Linked DNA regions of Mus musculus: region 1 is linked to region 2. Evidence: chromatin loops called from intact Hi-C (ENCODE). Cell type or tissue: heart. All regions are shown on one strand. Each heading gives the region's core, and the rest is flanking DNA. Links, peaks and the distances in the headings are about the cores only. Region 1 overlaps Palld (palladin, cytoskeletal associated protein). Region 2 overlaps Palld (palladin, cytoskeletal associated protein).

Region 1 (5,385 bases), core at 95-5,094, 94 kb after region 2:
AGGCTCACCTTGAAATTATAGGCCTCCTGTCTTAGCTGAATTGCAGTCATATACTACCACATCCAGTTAGAACAGCACTGTTTTCTCTTAGCAGAACTGTATGGTGCTCCTGTGGTAGAAGGAAATAAAATGATGCACAGGTTCCCCACTTCCTGGGACTGGGGAGATGACATAATGGTAATGTGCTGTATAACAATGATGATCTGAGTTCAGAGCCCATGTAAAAGCCAAAGGTGGTGACGTTCCTCCATCATCCCAGCACTCCTATAGTGAGCTAGGAGGCAGAGACAGGAGAATTCCCAGGAGTTCACAGGCCTACTGCACCAGTGAATCTCAGAGACTGTCCCAACAGATGGGAGGCTACAGTAAACAGCTAAGGTAGTACTTTGACAAACATACAAACTCACTGTACATGTCTGCATACACACACACACACACACACACACACACACACGGGTGGGGGTGTTAAAAAATTCACAAGTTTCATATGTTGTAAAACTTAAACAAATTTGAACCCATAAGCCACACTGTAAAACACCTGAGACTCATTGAGGGTATAAGTAATAGAAATAAATGGAAGCGTGTATTTGAGTACGAGTGTGTGTGTGTGTGTGTGTGTGTGTGTGTGTGTGTGTACATGCACATGCGCAGTGAGATGAGACAAGGTCTCGATGTGTAGCCCTAGCTGGCCTGGAACTTGCTATGTGGACTAGGCTGTACTCAGACACAGAGCTGAGCTTGCAGAAGGTACATTTATGCACTGTCTACAGCCAAGAATGATCTGAGTCTTCTCCAACAAAAGTTCATCCAAGCCCGTCTCAAAGTATCCTAAATAAAGAAGGGCAACACGGCACAAACTTTGAGAACTTGGTAAGCCAATTGCTGCTTCCACATCACTCACCATGGTAAGCACTATGGTACCAGGACAGGGACAAGAATGCTTTCTGGGTCCTTCAGTATGCTTTGTGCAATGACCAGACTGGTAGCTTTGAGTGTTGGTAGCAGCATCTAGCACAAAGCCTGGCAAATAATGAGGCCTCAGCAACTACCACAATGGACAAAGGAAGAAAAAAGATCGTTACTGGTGGCTAAATAAGAAATAATACCAACTTTAGTATATCCTGTATATTTTTGTTTCTAGCCTCTGGAAGTGAACTCCATTTTTGGTTTTGGTTTTTTGGTTTTGTTTTGTGTGTGTGTGTTTGTGTGTGTGTGTGTGTGTGTGTGTGTGTGTGTTTTGTTTTTGTTTTTATTTTTGTTTTTGAACAAGCCTTGGGAACAAACTGTGGATATTAATTGCATAAGGGTACCTTTTGAAAAAAATATTGTTCCTTCTTAATTTTTCAGTCCAGTTAGACAAAGGCTAATTGCTAAGGGAATAAAAGCTGGAAAACTGCTTTGTTCAGCTTATTGTTTCAGGTTCCCCTTTGCAGTGTGGATGATGTGTTTATTTGACATAATAAATACCACCGGCCACTTTGTTCCAAGACCCAAAAGGCTGTGTGCTTGCTTGGGAGGAATTTCTCGGTTGTTTATACGTAAGGAAACACTACTCTGTTTTATTGGATGGGGCTGGGGCAGCTTCTTTCTTAAATAGGGAATGTAGAGCGGGGAGCTTTTTTCCATACACATCCAAGCTGAGAGGCCAGGAAGGATTCTTCCACGCTTGCTTCGGATGCCTGGCTGTTCTCAACTCCAGAGAGCAAGGGAGACAGAATTCATTGGAAATGTGTCTCCTTTGGTTAGGAGCACAGACCTTTACTTTATGTGTTGGCAGAGCCACTTAAGCCTGTGCTACATATTTTCTTAAAGTATTAGCTGGAACATTTGGCATGGAGAAAGTTGAAAACCAAACCAGATCACACTCTGTCAGCCAGAGCTAAGTGGCAGGATGCTGCCATTAACCTTTAATTAAGTAGCCTGGGGTGAGAAGGATTGAGGGTTTGGGTTATTTTACGGTTTACCTGGGGTTGGTTTCTTTCTTTCTTTCTTTTTTAATACATACCTTATTACATGAGAAAAGCAGCGGTGTGAAATACACACTTTGGGGTGAATTCCAGTGACTGCTGCAGAGTAACAATCCTCCCAAACTCTCTTTCCTTTTGATTTGCAGAAGGTACTCCTTAAATGGGCATAACTGGTGGCTGATTGGCTAATGAACTTCAGAGAAGGCTGAGTCAGAGCAAACAGTGGAAGCCAGCTACGTGTGTGTGTGTGTGTGTGTGTGTGTGTGTGTGTGTGTGTGTGTGTGTGTGAGTGAAGGGGGAGCAGTGGGCAAGGGGGCGGGGATGAAGGCAGTCTGCAAGCTTAGCAGAATGTTTGAACGAGACAAAGAGCAGTTCCAGCGACCAAATAAGGAAGTCGATGCTGAAATCTTTCAGAATAGAAGTGTGTCAGAGTGGAAGCAATCTGGGAGAGGGAAAGAAATGCGGCAGAATGGCAAAGGAATTTCTCTCTCTCTCTCTCTCTCTCTCTCTCTCTCTCTCTCACGCACACACACACACACACACACACACACACACACACACAAAGTCGACAGTGAACGCATCTCTAGCTATTAAACAGTGGTGAAACATAGAAACATACAGGCTGTGTCTAGCCTTTTCTGTGGTATTTTGTAGACAACTGCAGACATGCTTAGAAGCTCTTAGAAACTGCTGAAGTAATAAATAAACTGTATCTTGTAACACAGAGACACACAAAAACACACAAGATGAATACTGGGAAACTCCGTGGGCCCTCTCTTATCTGTAACTATTAAAACTTTGTAAATGAAAATAACTGAAGTTACTAAGAACCTTGAAAGACAATGTTTAACTATCTTAAACCTTGACTTTAAGCATCCTTTAAAAACAATGCAGACTACTTACCCTAATAGTCAAGTATCCATTATGTACTAGGAGTTCCTTACTGTGTATAGTTTAAATATGCAAGTTGTTACTGAAGTTGTTGAAGAGAACCTCCATTGTGTGTCTTCAAAATACCACCTTCCAGACTTCCCAAAGCAACATTATGAATGACAGTATGGATGAGGACTAATATTATTATTAGTAGTAGTAGTATTAGTATTTGTCTACACTATGGTTTAGACAGGACATGGCTTGAGAAGAAGAGTTTCAAATACTCCTAGGCATAATAAGAAATGCCATCTGATTTGCTTTGTGTTCTTGTCACTGGTTGGTGCCACAAACCCAACATTATGGAATTTCTTTCCTGATAACTAGAAACCTATTTAAATGGACACAGCTAATGAGGAATACAAGGCATTGGTCCTGAGTTAGCTTTTTCAAAATCTTGAATGAACCTAAGTCCTTTGACAGCTTTAAGTTAGGGTAGAGAACAGATCTGTTCTTCTCTTCCCACTCCAGATACACAGGGGGACCACCCACATTTGAATAAGGACGTATTAGACCTCTATCTAATAAGAACTAGAAGAGTCTGGGCACAGATCTGACAGATGGGCGATAAACAGTCTCAACACCCCAAAGACTGACCACCACCTTTAGATGACTGTAGCATGCTAAGTACATCCTGGGTCTACACCTCCTTAAATGTAAACATAATCTTCACTTAGTGCCACCTGCCCCACTCTTCTGTAACATGCAAGGGTTGTGTCACAGTCACAGTCAGAGAATTGAAAATGGAAATTAGACACTATTATACTCAAAATTGTCTCCTTTAGATGGTCAACTGCAGCCTAGAAATGCTTCATAAACTGACTCAATATTTAAGAGCAAACAACAACAACAATGAAAACAACTAGCAGGGAGACTGAAGAGGTGGCTCAATGGGTAAGAGCTCTGGCTACATTTCTAGAGGACCCGTGTTCAACAACAGAGCAACTTAAAGCTGCCTGAACTCCAGTTCTAGGGGACCCAATGTCTTCCTATGGCCTCTGTGGTCACGCATGCATATGCACAGGAGTATGGGCACTGCAAACATATTCAGGCAAGATACCTATTCAGGCAAAATACCACATAAAATACCAATTTTTTTTTAATTTAAAAAAAAAGGTCAAAAAACAAAAACCCCACATGTAAAGCTATACTTCCAGAGACACACTTTCTCCAACAAGGCCACACCCACTCTAACAAGGCCACACCTATATAAATGAACCTATTGGAGCCATTCTTACTCAAACCACAGGAGGTCTCACACTGGCCTGGAACTTACCAAGTAGGCTAGGCTGGCTGGTCATCAAGTCCCAGGGATTCATGCACCTGTCTTTGCCTCCCCAGTACTGGGATAACAAACACATCTGAGTACATTATGTGGGTTCTGGGGGTTTAATTACCAATCGAACCACCCCCCAGTCCCAGGCATCGTATTTCTTAAACCACTATTGCCCTTGCACTGAGGGAATAACTCAAAAGAGGGAAAATGTAAAAGTCTAAAAATGTTTAATGTAACACATACAATTTTTTAAAAATTAATAGCCCAAAATATAGCTAAGTTCCTTGTTTTAATTAATGGAGTGTTATGTAACAACTAAGATTAGTGCTGATTAATACTATGAAGGCAAAGATATTTATGATCAGTGGTATAATTTTCCAAGGTTATCTTGTAAAGTTATACTGCTGGAATCCAAAGATCTGGATGGGGCAAGGGATGAAGAAAGTTGAGGGCTAGTGTGTTATGCCTACAGATATATTTTTGTTGTCTTTATTTGAGTGATTTTATAGCACATCCTTTTTTTTTCCAAAGACAATAAAAAGGCTAATAAATAAGAGGCAATTTCCAGAAGAAGATTCCTGACTTTAGAGTTTATCTGTCCAGAAAATATAAACCAAAAAGTTGTGGTTAAATGATATTAAAATGGACAATCACTGATAGAATGGCTTTGCCTTCTGACCTAGTGAGTCACTTTGAGGGAAATAGCTGTACATTGAGAGAAACGTAGTCACAAAGCAATGTAGCTGTAGAGGCTTGGTGACCTGTCTCTGTGATTCCCCAGTAGAGCTCTGAACCATGCAAAGTATTGGAGGTAGTCAGGGTGGATACAGGACTAAGCAGGTCTGAAAGCCCATTGTCTTAGTTAGGGTTTTACTGCTGTGAACAGACGCCATGACCAATGCAAGTCTAATAACATTTAATTGGGGCTTCAGAGGTTCAGATCCATTATCATAAGGCAGGAGCATGGCAGCACCCAGGCAGGCATGGTGCAGGAGGAGCTGAGAGTTATACATCTTCATCTGAAGGCTGGTAGCAGAATACTGGCTTCCAGGCAGCTAGGATGAGGGTCTTAAAGCCCATAACCACAGTGAAACACCTACTCCAACATGGCCACACCTTCTAATCCTGCCACTCCCTGAGCAGAGCATATGCAAACCATCACACCCATCCTTATCCTGCTTGATACCAAGATCCCAGAATTCTAGACTCTCT
Region 2 (5,385 bases), core at 112-5,111:
AATAAATGAATGTAACGCAACACCTCTCTGTCCCCTCCCCTTCCTCACATCTCCTTGTAAATGTGAGATCAAAAGACCTTCTGTGGTTGCTCCTCTACAGATCAAACGCCAATGTGTGTGCCATCTCCCTAGTTCAGCCTTCTGTACAGATTCTTGGTAACAATAGTGTGGTCATGTGGTGCTAGGAAGCTTCTCAGCTGAAATGCCTAAGTAAAATACTGATTTCTTTCAGCCATGCCCTCAAACTTCTCCTGCATTGTTTGTTAAATGGTAGGACTCTCCCTGCATTAAAAGGGCCAGAGTACATGTTCTTTTTGGTTCAAGATATTCATAGGGTTAGCCCTTAATGCTGAAATTTGCCCCACAACCTCTTCCAAAATGCTACTTGTGAAATACACAAAAGAATTGGTCTACCTCATTTTTATGGAAGAATAAAACAAACCAACCAACAAACCACAGGCACTCCTTTGAAGTGGATGAGATCCGTAGGCCTTTTCTTTAGAATGAAAAAGTCCCACCTACTCACATCGTTGGACAAATCATTTTAAGAGGTTCCCAAGTTGTCAGGAACTGCACTGGGTCACACTTCCCAGTGCACAGTGTTTCTGTACGCATGGAAATAAAAGCTGAGTGGCTGCTGCCTTCCTATACAGAGGTGGTCCGTGACATTTCTGCACATGTAGCCTAAGCAAAGCAGCGGGAGCAAAGGGGTTAGTTGTCGCTGAGGCCCTGTTCTAATGCTATCCCCCCTTCTTTTCCCTTTCTCACATAAACAGAACCCAGATCGACAGCTGAACCCGGTAAGAGTTTTCTGCTATTGGGGGGTAATGTATCTTTTGGTTTTCAGGGAGTCTTTGTCTCTATTCGAAAGCCACACACCACACTAAATGATGTATTTGCAGTTCCTCAGAAACACAAAACCATCTTGAAAACAATGTCTTCTTTATCACAGGGTCTGTGCACTGCAACCTTCCTCGTCTTTATTAGTAAACCATGCTGCTCAGACAAGCGCATTGGGCTTGGCGACAGACGGCTTTTTCAAATACAGTGTTTTATTCTCAGACTCGTGATCCAAAAGGAAAACTTTCTGACGATCCAGTAGAACAGAGAAATTTGCGGCAGGCTAGGCTTTTGCTGACCAAAACACACTGTAAGACTCCATGGCTCTTTGGTTGGTCACCCAGTCTTTGAGAGCACCTAATCCTGTAGAGACTTGATACTCCAGGGTGGGGGGGACACTTGAGGGGGCACCCTCTCAGAGGTGAAAGAGAGGGAGAAGGGAGATGGAAGAACTCTTTGAGGGGGGAAACTAGGAGGGGGTAGCATTTGGGATATAAATAAATAAAATAACTGATTTTTTTTTTTAAAGAAGACAGCATAGCTTAGAATGTGCCTGACTGAGGGCTTTAGTGGAATGACAGAGTGAGCCTTGAGGCATTGCTGTCTACTGCTGAAGCCATAAACTTTTACTGTTCCATAAGCTTGAAGAAAGTCAGCGTGTCCTGGGAGCTCTCTTCATTACCAGGTCATCTGACCTCACCCAAGTGCTCTGTTATCCAAGAGTGTGGGGGCTGACTTCTCCTCTGCCTTTGACCTCTTGTATATTTATGAGTCCCCACGGACCAAAAAAACTGTGTGTCCAGGTATCTCATAGTGTGCACCCCCACCCCACCCCCAAGATTGTTTTCTTTTGTATTTTTCCCATCAGCAAAGACACAGTCCACTATTTCTTCACAGAGGTTAGAAAAACATGTCGTTTTCCTGTTTCTGCTGTTCTGCTGTTCATGCTTCTGCTGCGGCGGCAAGCGGATCCTGCCAAACGTGCCTTGGGAGCTATGGCCCTGCCCTGACCCTTGCCTGAGAATTTTAAGGTTCCCAGTTAGCTATAACAGGGCATGATACTGTCCTGCCCCTGAGCCTGTCACATCTGAGTATCAGGTCGTTAAGAGCAGAGTGTTCTTCATTTAGAACTGGAAGTTGAAAGGTTGATTCTTAACATCCTTCGGGAAGGACTGGAATTGACCTAGTGGTTCTGAGTTACAACTAGAGCATGCCACCCCATTCAGTGTGGGGGCTACCACTTCAAAAACTGCTGTCACTTTCCACGATGTGGAAAGAGACCGCTTTGTGTTTTACTTGTGATATGTCTTTGTGTAAACTTGCTAGGTCCCCAGTGTATGGAACGTCTGTGTGTCACACAATGCATATAAAAAGTAAAGGCCAGCATGGTGACTGTCACTCATTGATGGGCTGGGCAGGGCAGAAAAAGATGGATTCCTAAACTCCACTGCTCAATTAGCCCAGCCAAGTCCATGAGATTTGGTGAGAGAGTCTGTTTCAAAAAAACCTAAGGGTAGCAGGAGTAGGTAAGGATGCAAGGGCTAAAAGCACTCGGTGTCCTTGCTGAAGACACTGGTTTGGCTCACATAGCAGCTCATAGCCATTTGTAACTTCTGTTCCAGTAGTTACAGTGCCCTCTGCTGGCCTCCACAGTCATTTCACACACATGGTGCACTTAGGTGCAAGCCAAACCCTGATACATGTAAAATGAAGGTAAATAATTTTAAAAATAAATAAATAAATAAATAAATAAATAAATAAATAATCAAATAATAGTAATCAAGGAAAGATATCCAATGTCAACCTCTACTTTCTACAGACATGCACATGCCCATACTAACAAACACACAGATCACACAGATGCATACACACACACACATATACATACACACACACACACACACACACACACACACACACACACCAAAAAGGAAAAGAAAACAGTCAGGTTATTCTGCCAACAAGTAAGTTCAGATGAAAAAAGCTAATGGAAACAACTCCCACCGCTGCCCCATTCCCTCACGACCCCTCCCATAGACAGTCTTAGTACTCCAGTTACAGCTTGTTTTGCTTTAACAAATAAAAGTTCAATCATGAGTTACTTAATAAAATTTGTTCTGGATGCTCCAGTCCTGTAGAACTTGCTTGAATGTCTCTTGGATGAGTGTGGTGGTACCGTGGTGTCCTAGCTGAAGGCTAAGGACATGCAAGGCGCTCATCTTCAGCTCAACGGCTTGACAGTGCACACAAGATTTTCCTTATCATGTTTGCCGAATTCCTCATTTTTCTCCTCCCTTTAATTATATCTGAAAGTATTTTAAGACAAGAGAATCCCCCATCCCAACCATAATAACAGCATCTGCTAAAAGCAAGTGTACCTTGGCAGAGAAATATTTTGAGAAAATTTGTCAATGTAAGAAAAAGATGTAGCTGGGAACTATTAAAAAGAAGACAAACTTCCCCTGGTCTCTGAGACGTTCGCCACCATCATATTTACCACAACAACTGGAAACATTCCTTTCATTGTCCCAGTGAAACACTAATACATTCCACTTTGGGAACTCTACACTTGTTATGCAGTATTAAATAAAAACTCATGATCATAGCTTTTTAAACAAGAACAACAAAAACCCCATAAATGTGACTAGTCACATGACTGCTTTTATGAGTTGGACAGAGTATAAATTAAAAAATCAAAACAAAAAAGTCTATTTTAAGACATATTTGTATTTAAGCAAAGTTGAACATACCTAACAAAATGAAGTGTGAGGGTTTTTTTTTTAACTTCCAAATGTTTCCCTTGTGTTGTGTTGTGTTGTGTTGTGTTGTGTTGTGTTGTGTTGTGAGAGAGCCTATTTCAAAACAAGTGAAGGTTAAGAACAATTGCTGTTTTTGCAGAAAAGCCTGCTTTGTCTCCTGCCTATCACACAATGGCTCATATCCATTTGTAACGTCTGTTCCCAGCAGTTACAGTGCCCTCTTCTGGCCTCCACCAGCATTCCATACACATGGTGCGCTTATTTTAAAGTATCAGTGCATACACATAGTGCACTTACATTTTTATTCTATGGTACATATAAAATGAAGGTAAATCAATCTTTAAAAATGTAAATAAATGATACATAGATACATACATACACAGACAGAAAGACAGGCAGAAAGACAAATAGTGTGGAAAGAAATCAAAGAAAGACACCCAATGTCAACCTCTATTTTCTACAGACATGCACACATGTACACATGCCCATACTAACCAACTCAGAGATGCATCTTTACATATCATGGGAGTATGTGTGTATGTGTCTGTGTGTGTGTGTGTGTGTGTGTGTGTGTGTGTGTTTGTTTAAACGACTTATCTTCTTAAATAGCCTGATTGATTACTAGATCGAGCCAGTCACCAGTATACTCATCTACAGAGGATGAATGTAGGGGCTGCCTTCTCTGATATCTATATCTTAACCACTGTTAAGTAGAAAGAGAAAAACACACATGGCTACGGAACATCTGAGGCAAGAGATAAATTTTATAGGCTCAGCCCATGATGTTTTCCAAATGCTAAAACACAAACAGCCTTTGAAATCCAGGACAATATTTAAAGAGATTTTTATGACTCTCCCTTCCCTTCCTCTGATATGGTTGTTCTTTCCTGATCTCTTGTCTCTGTCTCTCTCTGTCCTACACCCTTCCTTTCCCCTTTCTCCACCAACTCCCTCATCCTTCTTACCCAGTTTCTTTCTCACTGCCTTTATTATTCATGGGTAAGGAAGGCACTTTAAGGCTCTAAAAATAAAGCTGGAATTCCCTGGGATGTAGATATGGGTCCATTAGGATTACACATTGAGCTAAAGGAGGAACAAGCTGATTCCTTGCCCTGTGCATTTGAGCAACTGGAACAGGTTTTTCTTGTCACTACTGTGCTGTGTCTGTCTAATGTGTTTTGCACTCCCCTCTCTGTCTAGACAGGAGTCAGCTTCATCACAAATCTTCTCAGCCTGGTTTGTGAATTAAAAGCGAGTCAGCTTTCTTAAGACCAGCATTGGTTCATCATGTTACCTGCCAGGCTGCCTTTTTTTTTTTTTTTTTTTTTTTTTTTTTTGACATTCTAGCTTTACCCTGATTGGATCCTTCAAAGACTAATCTGGGGTAAGAGGATGAAGACTCATTCACAGATGTTAATACTCCAGCCGTTACTCAGCTGTCTGGGAACAGCCACAGACGGTCTTGAGTCGCTTCTATAGCATTGCCTAATGGTCTAATGGCATGTGAAATGAAAGCCACAAAAAAGTGGGTCTCTCTCTCTCTGTCTCTCTCTCTCTGTGTGTCACACGCGCACACAATGTATCCACTTTCTTTTAAAAGATTTATTTACATGTATGTGTGTCTATATACGTACATACATAAATACACATGTGTGTTGGTGCCTCAGGAGTCTAAAAGAGACCATAAGGTCTCCTGGAGATGTAGTTACAGGCTGTTGTGAGCTGCCTCAGTGTTAGATACTGAACCCCAGCCCTCTGCAAGAAAAGCACAGCACTCAGGAAGCAG

The links. Peaks named below come from ENCODE experiments on the same cell type or tissue, not always from the same donor. Only the 100,000 strongest peaks of a DNase experiment are listed, where the experiment ranks them.
Region 1: a loop joins it to region 2, with 2.0 times the contacts of the local background. A loop is called at or near these places in 2 of 42 quality-filtered maps.

Annotation. Positions count from the first base shown.
Region 1 is chr8:61,603,848-61,609,232 of GRCm38, reverse strand. The region is part of intron 10 of Palld (palladin, cytoskeletal associated protein); the gene reads left to right. Among named protein-coding and RNA genes, the nearest start is that of Gm35254, 14 kb to the left of the region's middle. In heart, for the core only: no CTCF peak of the experiment used is centred there; a DNase peak (open chromatin) is centred at 2,252; H3K27ac peaks cover 1,695 bases.
Region 2 is chr8:61,697,585-61,702,969 of GRCm38, reverse strand. Palld (palladin, cytoskeletal associated protein) reads left to right here. Exons shown (of 22, transcript NM_001293772.2): 8 at 777-800. Among named protein-coding and RNA genes, the nearest start is that of Gm51576, 15 kb to the right of the region's middle. In heart, for the core only: CTCF peaks have their summits at 2,482 (motif pointing left) and 3,832 (motif pointing left); no DNase peak of the experiment used is centred there; H3K27ac peaks cover 309 bases.